2 separate regions of the Homo sapiens genome follow, and region 2 is linked to region 1. The links are chromatin loops, found by intact Hi-C in ENCODE. Cell type or tissue: heart left ventricle. All regions are shown on one strand. Each heading gives the region's core, and the rest is flanking DNA. Links, peaks and the distances in the headings are about the cores only.

Region 1 (9,984 bases), core at 837-8,836:
TTCTCCACCCGAGGGCCCATGGCCCCAGATCCAGCCTCAGGGCACCTCTCCCCTGCTGCCCTGTGCTTGGGCCAGGACCACAGCAACACCTGAGTCATCTCACCTTCTATCTCTCTGGTTTTCACTCACCTGCCTCCCCAGCTTGGGTTTCTTTGTGAAGAGAATTTTCTCTCTCCCTCCCATCTGTGCGCTCCCAGGGAAGCACAGCCTGCCTGGTGACAGCTTCTTTCAAGAATGCTCAGGGATGGCCAGGCGCGGTGGCTCACGCCTGTAATCCCAACATTTGGAGAGACCGAGGCGGGAGGATCACTTGAGGCCAGAAGTTCGAGACCAGCCTGGCCAACATGGTGAAACCCCGTCTCTACTAAGAATACAAAAAAAAAAATTAGCCGGGCATAGTGGTGTGTGTCTGTAATCCCAGCTACTCGGGAGGCCGAGGCAGGAGGATGGCTCGAGCCCGTGAGGTGGAGGTTGCAGTGAGCCAAGATTGTGCCACTGCACACCAGCCTGGACAAGAGAGCAAGACTCTGTCTTAAAAAAAAAAAAAGAAAAAGAAAAAGAAAAAGAAAAAAAGAATGCTCAGGGAAGGATTCCAAGGTCAAGGGGGTCCTGAACCTCCAGCTCATGAGAAGCCCCTAGGGCAGAGCCTTGGCTGCAGAGTCTCTGGGTCAGAGCCTGGCCTTCCTAGAGCTGAGCAGTCCACCTGGGCTACAAGACACCTCCTACTTCAACTGTGGGCTCCCCTGCCACAGGTTTACCTGAAGTTGAACTTGGAGCGAAAGGATCTTAGGGTCAAAAGAGGAGAAAGTATAGGACTCATCTCCCACCCTTGGACAAAGCTGGTGGGTTACAGGAGCCCCAGCCTCCCAAGCCTGGGGCTATGCATACCTGGTCCCTGCACAGCCCCAAGGAGCTGGCCTGCCCTGTCCACCTTCTTCCTCTGAAATCCACCTGAGCTTGGGGATTTCTGCACTGTGATGAGGTCAGTGAGGGGAGGCTGGGCTGTGGGCAGGTATAATCCCGGAAGCCTTTCTGCAAGAGGTAGCATGATTCAGCCAAAGGCATCGGGAGGACATTAGGGCAAGGGCATAACAGCATCAGGGTAAAGGTGCCTGGCATGAGTGTGCAGTGGCAGGAGGGTGGAGATCATGCAGTCATTCCCTCAAGTATTTGTTGAGCACGATGAAAAAGACCCCTCCTCTCCCCCTCCCCAAATCCCTGCAGCTGACATTTTAGTGGGAGACAGACAATGAAGACAAATCTGTAAACTCTATAGTGTGCTGACTGGTGAGGAGGCTGTGGAGAAACAGCAGAAGAGGGGAGTAGTGGAGGGCGGGGAGCTGCTGCAATGTTAGCTACGGGTCAGTAGGGGCTGCAGGAGGGCAGGGCCAGGTGCAGGGGCCTTGCCTGGGATGCCAGGTGCAGAAGCTAGGACTTGACCATGAGAGCAGACAGGAGTGAGGTGACAGAAGTGGGCTTTGGGGGCCGGGCACGGTGGCTCATGCCTGTAATCCCAGCAGTTTGGGAGGCCAAGGAGGGTGGATCGCCTGAGTTCGGGAGTTTGAGACCAGCCTGGCCAGCATGGTGAAACCTCGTCTCTACTAAAAATGCAAAAATTAGCTGGGCGCAGTGGCAGGCGCCTGTAATCCCAACTACTCGGGAAGCTGAGGCAGGAGAATCGCTTGAACCCAGGAGGCGGAGGTTGCAGTGAACCAAGGTCGCACCATTGCACTCCAGCCTGGGTGACAGAGCAAGACTCTTTCTCAAAAAAAAAAAAAAAAAAAAAAATAGAAATTGGCTTTGGAGGAGATTCTCCCAAAGCCCTGCATTGGGAAGGGATGGGGGAAAACAGGGGAATAGAGGTACAGCACTCAGGTACAGCCTGTGGACCCCAGGCCAGGCCAGGCTGGAGGTCTTCCAGGATTGGAAGGCTAACAGGGCAGGTCACCCTGGAGAGACAGGCTCAGCCTCCCCTGAAGGGCCACAGTGTCTTCCTCCTTTAAGGAGACAAGGTTACTCTGATGCCCACCTCTTCCTGTAAGGCCTCCTTGATTAATCCCTCCTTCACAGGGGTAGAAAAATGAGAGTACTATCTTTCCAAGAGGACACTGCTCTCTTGCTGATCAGAAACTTTTGTAAGGTCTAGAAAAATATTTTCCTCCATTGACTCCACTGCCTCTATCCACACTGACTGGATGAGAAGCGCTGGCCTGTTGTTAAAGGTTCCAGGCTAGGAATCAGCAATTTGCAGTTGCAGTCCAAGTCCTGCAGGAACTTGGGAAAGTGGTTTCTCTGGGCCTCAGTTTTCCTCACTGTTAAAATGGGAGAATATGCTTGCCCCAGCTCTACCCCGAAAGTGGAGCAGCAGCAGTTGACATTTTTGACTGCAAAATGTGTGCCAGGCACGGAGCCAAGCCCATCACACCCAGCGTCGCAGAAATTCTCTCAGTAACCTTGTGTGGAAGACACAATGGCGATTTCCATCTTGCAGGTGAGGAAACTGAGGCTCAGCTGGGTCTGTCAGTACCCTAAAGTCATATAGCTGAGTGATTCCAGAGCTCCTACTCTCAACATTGCACTTTATTGTTCCAAGTAAAAGATTGCATTCAATCCTGTTCAGTTACTCAGTCATCTAGCATTTAGATGGCACCAACTGCATGCAGCCACTGAGTAAGCCACAGCCTTGATTTAAGTATCTTGTGGCCGCCCAGCTGGCACTATGTTGGGGAAGGTGGGGGGCGGGAAGCAGGAGAGTTGCTGCTCCCCAAGAGCCTGGAGGTGTGGGGAAATGGGGCTCAGCCACGGGAGATTGTGAATACAGGTTCTGCCACCAGCCACTTCTAGGCGTGGCTGCATAACCGTGGATGATTCACTTAACCTCTGTCTGCTGGGGTTCTGGCTCCCATGATGGTTAGAACACCACCTTCTAGGATTGGTTCAAGGATGGCATGGCATAATAAGAACACTTTGAGGGAGGGGGTTTGACAGAGTATACTCCATAAATTATGGCCACTGTTATTATTATTATTATTGAGATGGAGTCTCAGTCTATCACCCAGGCTGGAGTGCAGTGGCGCAATCTCAGCTCACTGCAACCTCCGGCTCCCAGGTTCAAGTGATTCTCCTGCTTCGGCCTCCCTAGTAGCTGGGATTACAGGCGCGTGCCACCACGCCCAGCTAGTTTTTGTATTTTTAGTAGAGACAGGGTTTTGCCATGTTGGCCAGGCTGGTCTTGAACTCCTGACTCAGGTGATCCTCCCGCCTCAGCCTCCCAAAGTGCTGAGATTACAGGTGTGAGCCACTGCACCTGGCCATGGCCATTATTCTTAAAACGAGCAACTGGAGAACAGGGGACTATTGAGCTTGGCCAGATGTCCAGCTATGTATCCACAGGGGCCTCAGGAGTTTTCAGAGTGGGGAGCAAGGCCTCTGGCCTGGAGCAGACAGGGCTGCTTCCTAGAAGAGGAAGCCTCAGGTGCCAGGCTGAAGGGCTGGAAACTGGGAGCTGGTGGGAAGGAAGGTGTCTGGGCCAGGATGTGGAGTGGGGCAGGGAGGAGGTGCGCCTTTGAGTGTATGTGAGAGAGACAGAGACAGCTGGCCCTGAGGCCACCGTACAGGTGTGAACAGGTGAGCCGTGAACCCCATGCTGATTCTTTGCAGGGCAAGGGGCTCCTATGCCAGGGAGAGGCCTCTGGGACACAGGAGCGCTGTGGGGTAGGGAAGCCTGCACGCCTCACACGTGGGGGATGCATGGCCTGCAACTGACCAGAAGAAGCCCAGTTAGGCCCTGGCTGGGCTCTCCTTTGGTGCTATCCCTTGGGCCAGTATCAAGAGCTGCAGATGTGCACGCCTATGGAGCTCTTGGGAGCCTCAGCCCTCACGCCCCCATCATCACCCCCCAGCCAGCCCACGGGGCCTCAGGTGGCGGGAAGGCAGGACCGCAGGGCCTGTGGCAGGGCAGGGAAAGGCACGGAATGGTGTTTACATTTTCCCTCCTTCCCTGCTGGCCTGGCGGTTACACCACTGCGGTTTGTTGGCCCCAGGGAGCGCCTCCCTTACATAACGCCTGACATAACTGCCCTAAAACACACGCATGGCAACTCCCACATAGCACCACACATGCTGTCATGCCGGCTCACCCCCCCACACTCACACACACTCACAGAGCCACACCACAGCCTCACGCACTCACACACACACACCCCTTCCCACACACGCTGTCATCCCAATGCTGTCATTTCAGAAAGGATTTCTTTTGCTCCCACCACCCATCACACAGGCAGGGCCTCCCCGACGTGGCTTCAGTGCCTCTGGTTCCTCAGGCCCCAGGAGCCCTGAGCCCACTGGGACTGCTCCAGGCCTCGCCTGGGTCTCCCAGGTGGCAGCCTCAGACTGTGGTGCCAGCCTAGGCAGTGGACGACAACAGGGGGACTTGAGAACAGGGCAGGGAGTCGGAGAAAGACCAGAGTCCAGGCTGGAGCCCCTGAGATGTGGACTCCAGAAACTCAGAACAGGCAGTGGGGAGGGACAGACAGGGAGGGACGCGGCCTCCGAGGTATTATACTTAGTGCAACATGTTACTACGAGGGCAGGCTTCAAGCATTTAATGCATGATGGGCCAGGCGCAGTGGCTAACGCCTATAATCCCAGCACTTTGGCAGGCCGGAGGATGGCTTGAGCTCAGGAGTTCGACACCAGCCTGGACAACATAGCGAGACCCCCTGTCTATAAAAAATAAAATAATACTATAAATTAGGAAAAATGCATGTGACCCTCCCAAGAAACACGTGAGCCACACTGTGACCCATGCATGCTACTTCTCGGGATTCATCTGATGGAGATATTCACCCAAGGCCCTGAGTTAAAAAAACGTTCATGCTGCAATGTTGGTAAAAGCAAAATAATGCAGAGCCTCCCTGTCCATCCCCTGGACCCTCACAAACAGAGCCACATGCAGCCATGTTCCAATGCCCTAAATGATAGGTCAGGGGAGAGAATGACCCCATTTTGTGACTGAAACCATATATGAATGTGTGTGTATAAATATTTGTAGATAGGTGCCTCACCAGATCTCTGGAATGCCTTACACAAAGTGGCCACAAAGTGGCCACATTTGCTGAGTGGGCCTGAGGAGGAAGGTTAAGGGGGCCTTTTCCACTTGCACGTATTGGGATTCACTGCAGCTGTTGGAATATTCATAACAAGCAGGCATGAGTTCCAAATAAGAGGAAAAAATTGGCCAGGAGCGGTGGCTTACACCTGTAATCCCAGCACTTTGGGAGGCTGAGGAGGGCGGATCACCCGAGCTCAGGAGTTCAAGACCAGCCTGACCAACATGGTGAAACCCTGTCTCTACAAAAATACAAAAAAATTAGCCGGGCATGATGGTGGGTGCCTGTAATTCCAGCTACTCAGGAGGCTGAGGCAGGAGAATCGCTTGAACCCGGGAGGCGGAGGTTGCAGTGAGCCGAGATAGTGCCATTGTACTCCAGCCTGGCAACAGAGCAAGACTCTGTCTCAAAAAAAAAAAAAAAAAAAGATAAAAAAGAGGAAAAAATCAACATGAGGTTCCTTGTACCAAGGAATAGTGCATCTTTGCCTCTTCTGAATGGCTGGGACACTCCGCCCTCTTTGTGAGGGCCTGGGGCGGCATCATGGCGCTGCCACTTATGCACTGGGAGACCTCAGGCAAGCATCTTTCATTCTCTGAGCTCCATTTTCCTCATCTGTCCAATGGGAGCGAACAGGGCCAGTCTCACAGGGCAGATTGGTTTTGTCGTAGAAACAGTTACTGAAGCCCTTCGAGGAGCCAGGCTTGGGGGCTGCAAGGAGGAACACAATGTTCTTGCTTTGAAGGAACTGACAGGGTAGAGAGGAAGACAGACATAACCAGTTGTTGTGGGATGCTGTGATATGTGCTCTGATAAAGGCCTGGACAGTGCCCCGGTGGGGCCAGGGTTGGGTGGAGAGGCTAGATCTGAGTTTGAGATTCAGCCTGGGCTGACCGCGGAGGGAAGAGGCGAGGAAGCAGGGGGTCACAAGGGGATGTCCCAGGCAGGGGTGGAAGGAAAGTAAAGGGCCCAGAGTGTGAACAGCATCTCTAGGAATCCTTGGTGCTCCCGAGCAGCTAAGAAGCAAGGAGCATAGGCAGAGGAGGGAGGTTTTTCCGGATCCCAGAGCCTCCTTGGACTTGAACAGTGGGTGGTGGGACCCTGTGTAGCGTCCTAGGGCAGAGAAGAGTATGATCACCCAAGTGCTTTACAACCTTGCTCTAGAGGAGTGGTGGCCTGGAAGAGGACCAGCCAGGGCTCCTGGTTGACAAGGTGTCTGGGTGAGCGTGGGGCAGGCCTGAGTTGCAGAGGAGCTAGAGACAAAGGGGGCAAAGTCAAGGCCTGGTTAGAAAGCAGAGTCATGATGGTTGGGCAACCTATGAGGGAAGGGGTAGAGGGAAGTGAGAGAAAAGACTGGGGAAGCGTGCCAAGTTCTGGCATGGGTTCCTTGAGAGATGTGGTGTCACATGCTTGGGGACAGGGACAACTGGAGGGGTTGGTGTGAGGTGCATCTGGGAGGAGGTGGGTCCCAGACTGCTGAGTGGGGCTGAGAGATGCCAGCACGTGTGGGCAGTTAGGCAGAGCTCAGTCCCTTCCCCTCTCCACTGGCACTTTCAATCTGCCAGGTGGAGCAGTAGTTTGGGAATATTCTGGAGTCTCTTGGCTTTTGGAAGGAAGGAGAACCAGCAAGGACATCATGGGGGTATCCCAGGACCTGCTGCTGGAAGCATCTTTCCTTCAGCTGTTGGTATTTTAATAGAACATTCTAGACTCACAGTGCTGTCCAACAGAACTTTTGTGATGACAGAAATGTTCTGTGCTGTTTAATGCAGTAGCCCCTAGCTCCATGTGGCAACTGAATACTTAAAACGTAGCTATCTAGTATGGCTGAGGAAGTGAGTTTTACATTTTGCTTACTTTTAATTAATTTAAATCTAAATGGCTACACGCACAGCTACAAACCCTGGGAGTTTGGTGGGGGCAAACCATGGGGCCTTCCTGATGCCCATCAGATTGGATGCCTACTGATTAGAAGTGGAAAAATACCCCAAAATGGTAATAACAAACAAACCATAAATATTGCACTTTTTTTTTTTGAGACGGAGTTTCACTCTTGTCGCCCAGGCTGGAGTGCAGTGGTGCAATCTCGGCTCACCGCAACCTCCGCCTCCCAGGTTCAAGCGATTCTCCTGCCTCAGCCCTCTAGTAGCTGGGATTACAGGCATGCACCACCATGCCCAGCTAATTTTGTATTTTTAATAGGGATGGGGTTTCTCCATGTTGGTCAGGCTGGTCTTTTTTTTTTTTTTTTTTTGAGACAGGTTCTGGCCCACATGGCAAAACCCCGTCTCTACTGAAATACAAAAAATTAGCCGGGCATGATGGCGGGCGTCTGTAATCCCAGCTACTCGCGAGGCTCAGACAGGAGAATCACTTGAACCTGGGAGGCGGAGGTTGCGGTGAGCCGAGATCACGCCACTGCACTGCAGCCTGGGTGACAGAGCAACACTCTGCGTCAAAAAAAAAAAGAAAGAAAGAAAAGAAAAGAAAAAAGAAAACTGAAGTTCAGATTTGCTTGAGGTCACGCAGGTAGGAGGCAGCACTGGGCTGAGATTTGATTGCAGTCCAATGGGAGCCCCTGCTTGTAACCCCTTAGGGCCAGGCCCTTCCACAGCCATGGAGGTAATGCCTGCCCAAGCTCCCTCCGGTCCCAGCCCCTGCAGCGGCTCTGGACCTACAGGGCTATTGTTGGCAAGCTCCTGCCTGTCAGCCCCACAGACTCTCTGGGCCCCCTCTGAGAAGCCTGCTGGATGGAACATCCAGGGACCAGCCATGCTGAGCCTCTCAGCCAAGAAGGATTTGGGTTTGCTTTGGTGAGAATCGACACCAACAGCCCTATTGGCACAGCGCACGCTCAGGGAGGTGTCCTGGGTTCTTTCTTTTCCAAGTGCTAGGTAGAGACCCAGAAACTGGCAAGTCTCCAGAGGGGTGCCCCTACCCCTTCTCAACCTTAAGTTTCTCATCTATGGAATGAGAGGGCTACACTAAGTCATGGGTTTTTATTTTTTATTTTTTTTTGAAACGGAGTCTTGCTCTGTTGCCCAGGCTGGAGTGCAGTGGCGAGATCTCGGCTCACTGCAACCTCCGCCTCCGGGTTCAAGTGATTCTTGTGCCTCAGCTTCCTGAGTAGCTGAGATTACAGGCGTTTGCCACCACGCATGCCTGGCTAATTTTTGTATTTTTAGTAGAGATGGGGTTTTGCCATGATGGCTAGGCTGGTCTCGAACTCCTGACCTCAGGTGATCTGCCCACCTCGGCCTCCCATGGTGCTGGGATTACAGTTGTGAGCCACTACACCCAGCGGTCAGTGGTTTTTAAACCTTTTTTAGCATTAAAATTCTTATTATTTTTATTCTTATCATTTTTAGAGACAAGGTCTCACTCTGTTACTTGGGCCAGAGTGCAGTGACATGATCATAGTTCACTGCAGCCTCAAACTCCTGGGCTCCGGGGATTCTCCTACCTCAGTCTCCTGAGCAGCTGGGACTACAGGTGAGTGCCACCACGCCCAGCTAGTTTTTGTATTGTTTGTAGAGATGGGGTTTCGCCATGTTGCCCAGTCTGGTCTCAAATTCCTGGACTCAAGTGATCCGTCCGCCTCAGCTTCCCAAAATGCTGGGATTATAGGCAGGAGCCACTGTGCCCAGCTGTGTTTTAAAAAACAGATGAGGCCAGGTGTGGTGGCTCATGCCTATAATCCCAGCACTTTGGGAGGCTGAGGTGGGCGGATCACTTGAGCCCAGGAGTTTGAGACCAGCCTGGGCACAATGGTGAGACCCTGTCTCTATTAAAAACAAAACAAAACAAAACAAAAAAATGCACAGATGAGGCAGGACACAGTCTACCCTGGAATGAAATCCTGGAGGGTTTCTTAAAGGATCAGGGCTTTATAGACAGGTGGGAGTAAAGCAGGAAGAAAGGGGTCAGGAAAGCAGCCTGTGGCATTTGAAAGAGCAAAAGCTTAGATTCCTTTGGATTCTTCCTTGACATTTCCTACCCCATGGCCGCAGGCATATAACAACTCCTCTGAGCTCAATTTCCTCATCTTTGAAATGGGAATAGCAATAGGACTTCGGTCTTGGGTTGTTATAGGACTTCATTAACATATGTAAAGCTTTAGTATATAATAGGAGCTCCATAAATAGTAGCTATTAGAATTGTTAAGGCATTCTGACCTGGAGAACTGTGAGCTTGGGCCAGGGTAGGAGGGGTAGCAGAAGGGGATGAAGTGTTCTATTACTAATAATAGCAGCCAGCCCGTGCTCCTCAACACACCACCTCCAGGCCCTGGGCAAGGCACTTTACATGTATTATCCCACTTAATCTTTATAACAGCAACTACATATTAACCCATTTTTCGAATGAAGAAACTGAGTCTCAAAGAGGCTGTGAACTGTGCTCAAGGTAACCCAGCGAGTAATTCGCAGCACCTGAGGATCCATTGCCCCCATCTGACTCCAGAGTCCCAGCTCTTTCCATGTGTGATAACCCTCTGCGCTCTGCAGTGAAAAACACAACTTTTTTTTTTTTTGGAGACAGAATCTTGCTCTGTTCCCCAGGCTGGAGTGCAGTGGTGCACTATCACTCCCAGCTAATTTGTTAAAGAGCCGGGCGCGGTGGCTCAGGCCTGTAATCCCAGCACTTTGGGAGGCCAAGGCAGATGAATCACGAGGTCAGGAGTTTGAGACCAGCCTGGCCAACACAGTAAAACCCTGTCTCTACTAAAAATACAAAAATTAGCCGGATGTGGTGGCAAGCACCTGTAGTCCCAGCTACTCAGGAGGCTGAGGCAGGAGAATCGCTTGAACCTGGGAGGCAGAGGTTGCAGTGAGCCAAGACTGCGCTATTGCATTCCAGCCTGGATGACAGAGCA
Region 2 (9,984 bases), core at 1,340-9,339, 59 kb before region 1:
CCAAGTATTTCTAGGCAGTTCCTAGTATATAACTATAAATAAACACAAACATATGTGTGTGGTGTGTATTGTTTTCCTTTTTTCACAAAAGAAATCATACATTACACACAGCTCTGCACCTTGAATTGTTTTCACTTAATTCTGTATTGAGGTATTTGTTCCATATCAACACGTGCACACCTTTCATGGCTGTGAACTATTCCAGATTGTGATGTCTTGCCATCTGTGTCAGTTGTCTGTCAGTTGATATCTAGTCTGTTTCCAGTTTTTCACAGCAATGAAAGTCTTTCTACAGGCATCTTTGTATATCTGTGAGTGTATCTGGAGCTCAGCTTCCTTGAAGTGTAATTGATGGGGCAAAGGAATGAGCAATTCGCATTATGATAGATATCATCCAATAGTCCTCTAAAAATTTGCACCAAATTGTACAAAAAATCACTTTTTGGTCTCTGCCAATCTGAGATATGAAAAAAACAGTATCTCATTTTAATTTGCATTCTTTATGATGAGAGATGTTAGCTTTTTTTTTTTTTCATGTTTCCAAATCATTTGTATTTCTGTCTCTCTCTCTCACTTCTCTTTAACAATATTCAAGGAGCCACCCTCGGCCAGGCTGTTCGTTCTTTAAGTCACATAGGCAGTGTCTGGGGCCTATCAAAATTTTATGCTCCTGCAAAAAGGTTTGAGACTTGGAAGGTGAGAGGGGACATACTGGCTTCATTTTTTTTTTTTTTTTTTTTGAGACAGAGTCTCACTCTGTTGCCCAGGCTTGAGTACAGTGGCGTGATCTCTGCTCACTGCAATCTCCACCTCCCAGGTTCAAGTGATTCTCGCCCCTCAGCCTCCTGAGTAGCTGGGATTACCAGACACTCACCCACCACACCCGGCTAATTTTTGTATTTTTAGTAGAGACAGGGTTTCACCATGTTGGCCAGGCTCGTCTCAACTCCTGACCTCAAGAGATCCACCCGCCTCAGCCTCCCAAAATGCTGAGATTACAGGCGTGAGCCACCGTGCCCAGCCCAAAGTATTTTTTAAAAACCAGAAAATGAAAACGAAAATTATGTCATTTAATGTCAATAAACCATAATTGTATGACAACTTCATTAATTGGAAAGCCTGGAAATCATGACTATTTCATTACATTTTAAAGCTATTGGTTGGTTTAGATGTTCTCATTTCAAAGAAGTCTCAAGTTTGCATGATGCTTTTTAAGAAATTAGAGTCAATCTTTGTTTTTTTTTTATTGTGATGGAGTTTCACTCTTGTTGCCCAGGCTGGAGTGCAATGACGCGATCTCAGCTCACTGCAACCTCCGCCTCCCAGGTTCAAGCGATTCTCCTGTCTCAGCCTCCAGAGCAGCTGGGATTACAGGCACGTGCCACCATGCCCGGCTAATTTTGTATTTTTAGTAGAGACCGGGTTTCTCCATGTTGGTCAGGCTGGTCTCGAACTCCTGACCTCAGGTGATCCGCCTGCCTCGGCCTCCCAAAGTGCTGGGATTACAGGTGTGAGCCACCGTGCCTGGCCCAGAGAGCTTTCTATCCACAAACAAGCCAACATTTCAACAAAAGTAGGAGACAGTGAAGGAGTTCAGATCTAAGTCTTGGGCTAGCCAAGGACCCCTGACTTCCCTCCCAACCCCCAAGTGTCAAAAAGAAGAAACCCTCTTGTGCCTCACCCCCCAAGCCCCAGCCTAGTGGCTCAGCACTGGACACCGGGATTTGGGGAAAGCTGGTGCAGGGAAGGATGGGTGGAAGTGATGCTCTCTGTGGTCTTAGGACCAGTCTGGGTTGAAGGTGAGGGAGGAGAGAGATAGAGATAGGGAGGAAAAGGAACAAATTGCCCCCACATGACAACTTGAAACTGCAGAACAAAACGTTTTTCTCTTTCATACTCTCTCCCTCTTTTAAAGGGAAATAGAGCTCATTTCTTGAAAGGGACCATCTGGGAGTCTAAGTCACAAGTGTGAAGATTTTAAGACTGGGTGGTGAGTAATTCAGCACCTACCACCTCCTCCCTGTCTGCTTTCCCTCCCATCTGAAACTCAGAAGGGAAAGGGCAGAGAGGACCAGAGGACATCCCACCACCTGCCAGCAGGAAATGGTATCAGAACCATGCGCGCGTGCACGTGTGTGTGTGTGTCTGTGTGTGTGTGTGTGTGTGTGTGTGTCTATGTATGTGTGTGTGTCTGTGTGTACACCTGTGTGTGCATCTGTGTGTCTGTGTGTGTCCGTGTGTGTCTGTGTACGTGTGTGTCTGTGTGTCGATGTGTCTGTGTGTGTCTGTGTATGTGTGTGTATGTGTCTGTGTTTGTGTGTGTGTGTGTCTGTGTGTGTGTGTGTCTGTGTCTGTGTGCATCTGTATATGCGTCTGTGTATCTGTGTGTGCTGTGTGTCCGTGTGTGTGTCTGTGTGTGTGTCTGTGTACATGTGTGTCTATGTATGTGTCTGTGTGTGTGTCTGTGTGTATGTGTGTGTGTGTGTGTGTGCATGCATGCATGCATGTGCATATACATTATCCCTCTCCCCTAATAGTCTGTATCCCCGATCCTTAGCACAGGGCTTGGCACTGAGTTATGCTCAGTAAAGATCTATGAAATGCAGCTGAACTGCATGGCACACTGGAGTCAGGTGAGCCTGCTCTGGAATCCCACTTGTGCTCTTTACTAGCTGTGTGACCTGGGGCAAGTTGCTGTCCTATTCTGAGTTCAGTTTCTTCATTTCTAAAAAACAAACAAAAAAATGCATAAGAAAACCTAGCCTGTGGGGACATTCTGCAGATTGAATGAAATGAAGTGGGTAGGGTGCCTCAGCTTGAGGCAGGAGGGCAGCGAGAGAAGAGGCCACGGGCCACGGGCAGAGCAGGAGCAGTGTCTGCCTGGGTGAGAGGGTGCTTGTCGGGAGGAGGAGAGGGAGGCTGTGCAGGCAAGGCTGCCTGCTGGACAGAGGACTTGGAGCTACCCTGGGAAGCATCTGTAGGGAGCCATTGTAGGTTCTACAGCAGGGGAGGGACCAGAGGATGGGAGGTGGCTGGGATCCCCTGGTTGCCACCATCTTCCATGGCTACAGCCTGGACCCCACATGTGCTTATTGCTCCTTCCTCCCTCTGTGCACCCCTAACTCAGTCCAGGGAGTGCACAGAAGAAGAGGAGCCAATAAAACACATTTAAAAAAATAAGTCATTATTATTACTTTAATTTGACTTCTAGGCACCTTCTTATTCAAGACACAGTTGTGGCTGGGCTCAGTGGCTCACACCTGTAATCCTAGCACTTTGGGAGGCTGAGGCAGGTGGATCACTTGAGGTCAGGAGTTCAACACCAGCCTGGCCAACATGGCGAAACCCTGTCTCTACTAAAAATACAAAAATTAGTTGCGTGTGGTGGCATGTGCTTGTAGTCCTAGCTACTCGGGAAGCTGAGGCAGAAGAATCATTGGAACCCAGGAAGCGGAGGTTGCAGTAAGCTGAGATTGCACCACTGCACTCCAACCTGGGCGACGCAGAAAGACTGTCAAAAAAAAAAAGAGACACAATTGCATTTCACAGTGAAAAACACAAAGCCTCTCCAATGTATTCACACACATTTAGAGCAGAATTTGATTCCAATACTCTAATCAATGAACATCTAGCAAAGTGTGGTGAATATTACTGATGCAGTAATGGGAAAATGCTAAAGTAACAGTCTGAATAGTTTTGTGCATCCTGAGTTTTCTGAACTAAGACTTTTTTTTTTTTTTTGAGATGGAGTCTCTCTCTCACTCTGTTGCCCAGGCTGGAGTGCAATGGCGTGATCTCAGCTCACTGCAACCTCCATCTCCCAGCTCCAAGCAATTCTCCTGCCTCAGCCTCCTGAGTAGCTGGGATTACAGGCACACACCACCACACCCGGCTAATTTTTGTATTTTTAGTAGAGACGGGGTTTCATCATATTGGTCAGGCTGGTCTCGAACTCCTGACCTCATGATCCACCCGCCTCGGCCTCCCAAAGTGCTGGGATTACAGGCATGAGCCACCGTGCCCGGCGACTTTATTTTTAATTAAAAGCAAAACTTACATTTTCTTTTCTTTCTTTTTTTTTCTTTTCTTTTTCTTTCTTTTTTTTTTTTTTTTTTTTTTTTTGATGCAGAGTCTCACTCTGACATCCAGGCTGGAGTGCAGTGGCATGATTTTGGCACACTGCAACCCCGGCCTCCCAGGTTCAAGCAATTCTCCTGCCTCAGTCTCCCTAGTAGCTAGGATTACAGGTGCCCGCCACCAGGCCTGGCTAATTCTTAGTAGAGACAGGGTTTCACCATGTTGTCCAGGCTGATCTGGAACTCCTGACCTCAGGTGATCCACCCTCCCCGGCCTCCCAAAGTGCTGGGATTATAGGCATACAGCACCTCGCCCAGCCAAAACTTACATTTTCAAAAGAAGTTTGCCTCTCCAAAAAAACCAGATTAGATAGCTTCTAAACTATATTAAATAAGACCAAATAAAGATTTTAATTATTATCAAACAAAAGTGAGTAATTCGGGGAAACATCACCTCCACAAATGTCGAGCCAATTCAGGTGTTGCTGGTAGAATCCTAAAGAGTGATGTCTCTGGTTCCTGTGAACAATGTCCACAGTCCACACCCCTCGAGGACACAGCTCAGCTCCCACCAAGGGACCATGGCTGGGAGGAGAGCAACAGAGCGTGATCCCAAGGCCGCAGTACAGCTAAGGGCTCTCCAGAACCTGGGCAGGAAGCCCTACACTCTGCCCTCCTCACTGGGTGATGTGGATGCCTCTGAGCTGCGGCTTTCTCCCTTCTAGTGGAATAACAATTGCTGACCTCACAGAGTTGCTCTGAGGATGAAAGGAGAGCATACACGCAAAGCACTTAGCATCATGCCTGCTAACAGATCAATGCACGACTGTTATTAACTCAGAGCAGTGACAAGGGCGAGAGAAGATCAGGTAAATAGGACACACGGTGCAGAGAGTGAGGGAGTGTCAGAGGCAGGGGAGGGCAACACCCAGGCAGCCCTAGCTTCTACCTACCTGGACTATCCACTTGCAGCCAGGGAAGAAGACCCCATGGAAGGAGGGGGTGATGGAGGGGCTCAGATATTTGATAAGATGGGAGGTCATCCTTGATCTGCTTCCCTCCTCCCCTCTCACCTCCAACCCTGCCTGGCCCACTTCTGAGGGTGATCAGGCAGGGCACACCATGGGCCAGCGGAGCCTTGGAGGGTTCCAGAGCTGTGCCTCCCACACAGGGGCTATGCTGGGAGGCAGGAGGTAGGGCTGCAGGTGTGAGGCAAGGCAGCTGGGATTCCCCCATCGATCAGCAGGAACCCAGGCACACCCCACCCCGGTTACCTGGGGGCCACAGGCTGCTCCATTTGAAGTGTGGGCTCTCTCTGCAGATAGGCCAGCCGGGCCCTCCCTAGAGGCTAGGCACCTGAGCAGGTATGGGATAGGGATGGGGGTGGGTGCGGGGATTTGCAGGCTGTCGCTTCTAAAAATAGAGCCCCGCAGCCTGGGAGCCAGCCAGGTGTGGTTGCCACACAGCCTCCCAAACTGGCTGATAGGCACATGTCAATTCTGGGCCTGCACAGGCACACAAACTCCTTGGCACAGAACCCAGTGGACACTCCTATCCACCAAAGACAGACACTTGAGTCTGAACACCCATGTCCTGACTTAGACCTGGCCCTGTTCCTGTACAGGCCCCTTCTCCACAGGCTCTCACCATCCTCACACTCACTCACACTCCCTGACACTCACAGGCCCTGCAGCCTCCTAGGTCTCCCTGGCTGGGACATCTGCCTCCTGGGGGCAGGGGCCATTGGTTTTGTTCACTGCTATCTCTCCAGTGCCTGCAATGGTGTCTGGCACGTGCCAGTGCTCAGGAAATGTTTGTTCTATAAATGAATGCCACACACACTTGCACACACACACACAGACACACATTCCATGATTAATTACCCCACCCTCACCCCCCCCACCCTGGCGCTCTGAGTTCTCTGAGGCCCTGGAGGGAGCGGCACCTGGAGGTCTGTCCCTCTCTGACCAGGTGAGCCCCTCGAACCCATTGTCCAGGCAAGGGAGGGTGGGAGGTGGCCCAGGGAAGCAGAGCTTTGGGAAGCAGCAGCTTTGAGCCTATGTGTGGAAGGTGAGCGGGGATCCTGGTGTTCTACAGGAAGAACCTCCCGCGGGGGCCACAGCACCATGCTGAAATTCTGAGTGGGAAAAGGTCTGGCTGGGTCCATGTCATGGGTAATCCCTTTTGGGAGAAAGCCCGGGTTTCCCACAGGCTGAGCCTGGCTGCAACAAATTGAGACCTATGAGTAGAGCATGTGGTGGCCGCAGAGCCCATGGGTGGGTGGTCAGGGAGTCCTCCCTGGAGGAGAGGAACCTTGTCCAGGTGAGAGACAAGAGGACCATCTGGGAACAGGACTGAAAGGGGAATCTGAAGCTGTTGGTGTGATTATTTCAGGACTGGCAAGGATGCATCAGATCTGTTTTAGGAGTTCATGACACCCTCCAGAGTGAGGCAGAGGCGCACCGGGCAGGCTCACACACTAGGGATTGGGCAGGCCCAAGTTGCAGCCACAGGGGCTATTGAGGGGCCAGAGTGAAGCCCCTGATCATAGCCTGCATCAGACCACTCAAGAATGAGGTGCCTGGGGGAACAGGCAGGTGACGGAGGGGACCAGAGACAGACAGGGGGCCAATGGGAGGCCAAAAGGATAGACTAACAGATGGACTGAAAGATGGAGGAAGACAGATGGACAAACAGACTAACAGATGGACAGAAAGGCAGAGGAGGACGGACGGACAAATGGATAGACGGATGGACAAATGGATAGACTCACAGATGGATCAAAAGGCAGAGGAGGATGGACGGACAGACAAATGGACAGACTAACAGATGGACTGAAAGATGGCTGAGGACAGACAGACAAATGAATAGACTAACAGACCGAAAGGTGGAGGAGGATGGACGGACAAACGAATAGACTAACAGACAGACCGAAAGGTGGAGGAGGACAGATGGACAAATGGATAGACTAACAGATGGGCTGAAAGGCAGAGGAGGATGGATGGACAAATGGAAAGGCAGAAATGGGTGGATGAAGGAATGGACATTTGGAGTGGGGATGGATGGAGGTTGGAGAGGCAGGGAGAGAGGGCTGCTGGACCTTTATCCCCACAGTCACCCTCAGGAGCCTTAAGACCCAGCTACTCCCACTCCAGAACTCCCACCCCTGCACATCCCCGGGCCAGGCTCCAGGGAAGCCAACGCCTGCTTGGCCTTGTGCCCAGAGATGCACATTCCAGCCAGGTATGATCCTGCTGCTGTTACTACTGCAAGCCCAGATGTGGAATCACCTCCAGATGTTCTCACCATAGCAGCTGTGCCTAGGATGGGATTGGGGTAGGCTGTATCTACGGACTAATACTCGTCAGCCCTCCAGCACCTGGGGAGTGCCCCAATCATGGCAGACACCTGCACCACGCACACACACACACACACATACAATGGCTGAACCACAGCCCACAGACACTCACTGACACACACAAATGGGCACAGTCACTAATGCCCAGACACCAGGCCCCAGATGCCACAGAGATGCCATGTTGCACAACTCCACAATGAGCCAGTCATGTGGTCTGCATTGTATGGGGTAACCTGGACCCTCAGACCCACCCAACACTCATGCTGTCATTAACTAGCCAAGGCTCACTGAACAGCTCCTGGACCAGGCCTCGTGGGATGACAGGAAAGTCACCTTCAATCTCTGGATATTTGAAGTTGCACCTTCAAGGGCTCCTTCCAGAGGATGCTGGACCCCTGAGCCTGCCTCACAGGGCCCTTCCTCATCTCAGCCCCAGCCCTGCCTCCTGCCCTGCCCTCCTCCCATTAGCCCTCCCTTCGGCCACATTTCCCACCTTGGGCAGGCTTTCCCTTTTCACTGTGCCTTGGTGCACACAATGCCTGCAGCCAGGAATCCCTTTCTCATCACAATAAGCCCATCCTTCAAGACAGAGACGTCTGTGTACCTCCACTTTAATGGTGTGACATGCAATAGGGCCTCCAAAAATGTTTGTTGACTGCCTGACTGACTGACTTGCTGGATGAAATCATTAGAAGTGTAAGTTAGCTCAGAATTAGTGCCAGACAGACTGGCCTGGACTTGCTGCTATCAGTTCTAGTCAGAGCAGGAGAGCGCCCATGGATTGGAGGATTTTGAGCCCCCATAAGCACACACATGTGACTACAGCCCCCCTGGAGTGAGTCCTGCACCCTCGTACCCTCCACATGCCATGGAAAACATGCGCCACTGCCCCGTGCCAGGCCTGGACACACAGCGAGGGCTGCGGGAGGGTCTCAGCCACGGTCAGGGGCTCCCAAGCTCCTCTTCCCTCTACCCACTGACACCTAAGGAAGCCCCAGGCACTTTTCTAGAGCGTTCTTTGGGGCTGGGGAGTGTCAGGGCAGGCCCTCTGCCAACTCAGCAGGCCGGGGACTTTGGATGTGCTGACACTGGCTGCCCTGACACACCCTATGTGGGCCCAGTTGGCCAGAGCTCTGGCCGGCCTGGGCCTGGGCCTGGCAATAATCGATTGACTGACATGGAATTCCATTCCTTCAGCAAGGACCAACCACACCTGCATAGAGTTGACGTAAGGCCCGTTTCTAAACACTTCATTTATATTTGCTCATTTCATTCTTGTAATGACCCTGTGAGGTAGATACAGTTCTGATGCCCATTTCACAGTTGTGGAAACTGAGACACAGAGACAGATAAACTGACTTCACACCATCAAAGCAGTTAGGAGTGGGCAGTCACGGTCCACACCCAGGCTATGGGGTCTGGAGTCTGCACTTTCCTTTTTTTTTTTTTTTAAGATGGAGTCTCACTCTGTCACCCAGGCTGGAGCGCAATGGCGTGATCTTGGCTAACTGCAACCTCCGCCTCCCGTGTTCAAGTGATTCTCCCACCTCAGCCTCCCAAGTAGCTGGGATTACAGGCATCCGCCATCATGCCTGGCTAATGTTTGTATTTTTGTAGAGATGGAGTTTCACCATGTTGGCCAGGCTGGTCTTGAACTCCTGACCTCAGGTGATCCACCCGCCTCAGCTTTCCAAAGTGCTGGGATTACAGGCGTGAGCCATGGCGCCCAGCCTGGAGTCTACATTTTTTTTTTTTTTTGAGACAGAGTCTCGCTCTGTTGCCCAGGCTGGAGTGCAGTGTCGCGATCTCCGCTCACTGCAACCCCGCCTCCTGGGTTCAAGCGATTCTTCTGCCTCAGCCTCCCGAGTAGCTGGGATTACAGGCACATGCCACCACGCCCAGTTAGTAGAGACGGTATTTCAACATATTGGCCAGGCTGGTCTCAAACTCCTGACCTTGTGATCCGCCCACCTCGGCCTCCCAAAGGGCTGGGATTACAGGCTTGAGCCACCACACCCGGCCTGAGTCTGCACTTTCAACCACTACACTCTACCATGTCTCTTCTTTAACATTTTTTACAAACAACAACAAAAAAAGTGAGGCTGGGCATGGTGGTTCTTGTCTATAATCCCAGCACTGTGGGAGGCCAAGGTGGGAGCATCACTTGAGGCCAGAAGTTTGAGACCAGCCTGGGCAACATGGTGAGATTCCCATCTCTACAGAAAATTCATGCCTGTGGTCCCAGCTGAGGTGGGAGAATCACTTGAGCCCAGGAGGTTGAGGCTGCAGTGAGCTGTGTTCGCACCACTGCACTCCAGCTGGGTGACAGAGTGAGACCCTGTCTCAAAAAAGAAAAAGAAAAAGTAATATTACTTGCACCAGGCAGCCTTTGGCATTAGGGGCATGGACATGTGACATTCCAGGTCCCTTCCAGCCCTGTGTCTCACTCGCGCGCACACTCCTACCTGCCTCATCCTGATGTTGCCCATTGCATCCCTGTGACCTCCCGGTTCCTCCACAGCCAGGCATTGGCTCGTGGGAACTCGGTGC

The links. Hi-C counts contacts between places; a loop is a spot of excess contacts. Peaks named below come from ENCODE experiments on the same cell type or tissue, not always from the same donor. Only the 100,000 strongest peaks of a DNase experiment are listed, where the experiment ranks them.
Region 2: a loop joins it to region 1, with 1.9 times the contacts of the local background. A loop is called at or near these places in 39 of 110 quality-filtered maps.

Annotation. Positions count from the first base shown.
Region 1 is chr2:43,206,709-43,216,692 of GRCh38, forward strand. No RefSeq gene overlaps it. Among named protein-coding and RNA genes, the nearest start is that of ZFP36L2, 15 kb to the right of the region's middle. RefSeq lists enhancers at 3,365-3,959, 7,940-8,706. In heart left ventricle, for the core only: no CTCF peak of the experiment used is centred there; a DNase peak (open chromatin) is centred at 4,063; H3K27ac peaks cover 887 bases.
Region 2 is chr2:43,147,574-43,157,557 of GRCh38, forward strand. No RefSeq gene overlaps it. Among named protein-coding and RNA genes, the nearest start is that of LINC02580, 50 kb to the left of the region's middle. RefSeq lists a silencer at 5,263-5,411. In heart left ventricle, for the core only: no CTCF peak of the experiment used is centred there; a DNase peak (open chromatin) is centred at 5,518; H3K27ac peaks cover 193 bases.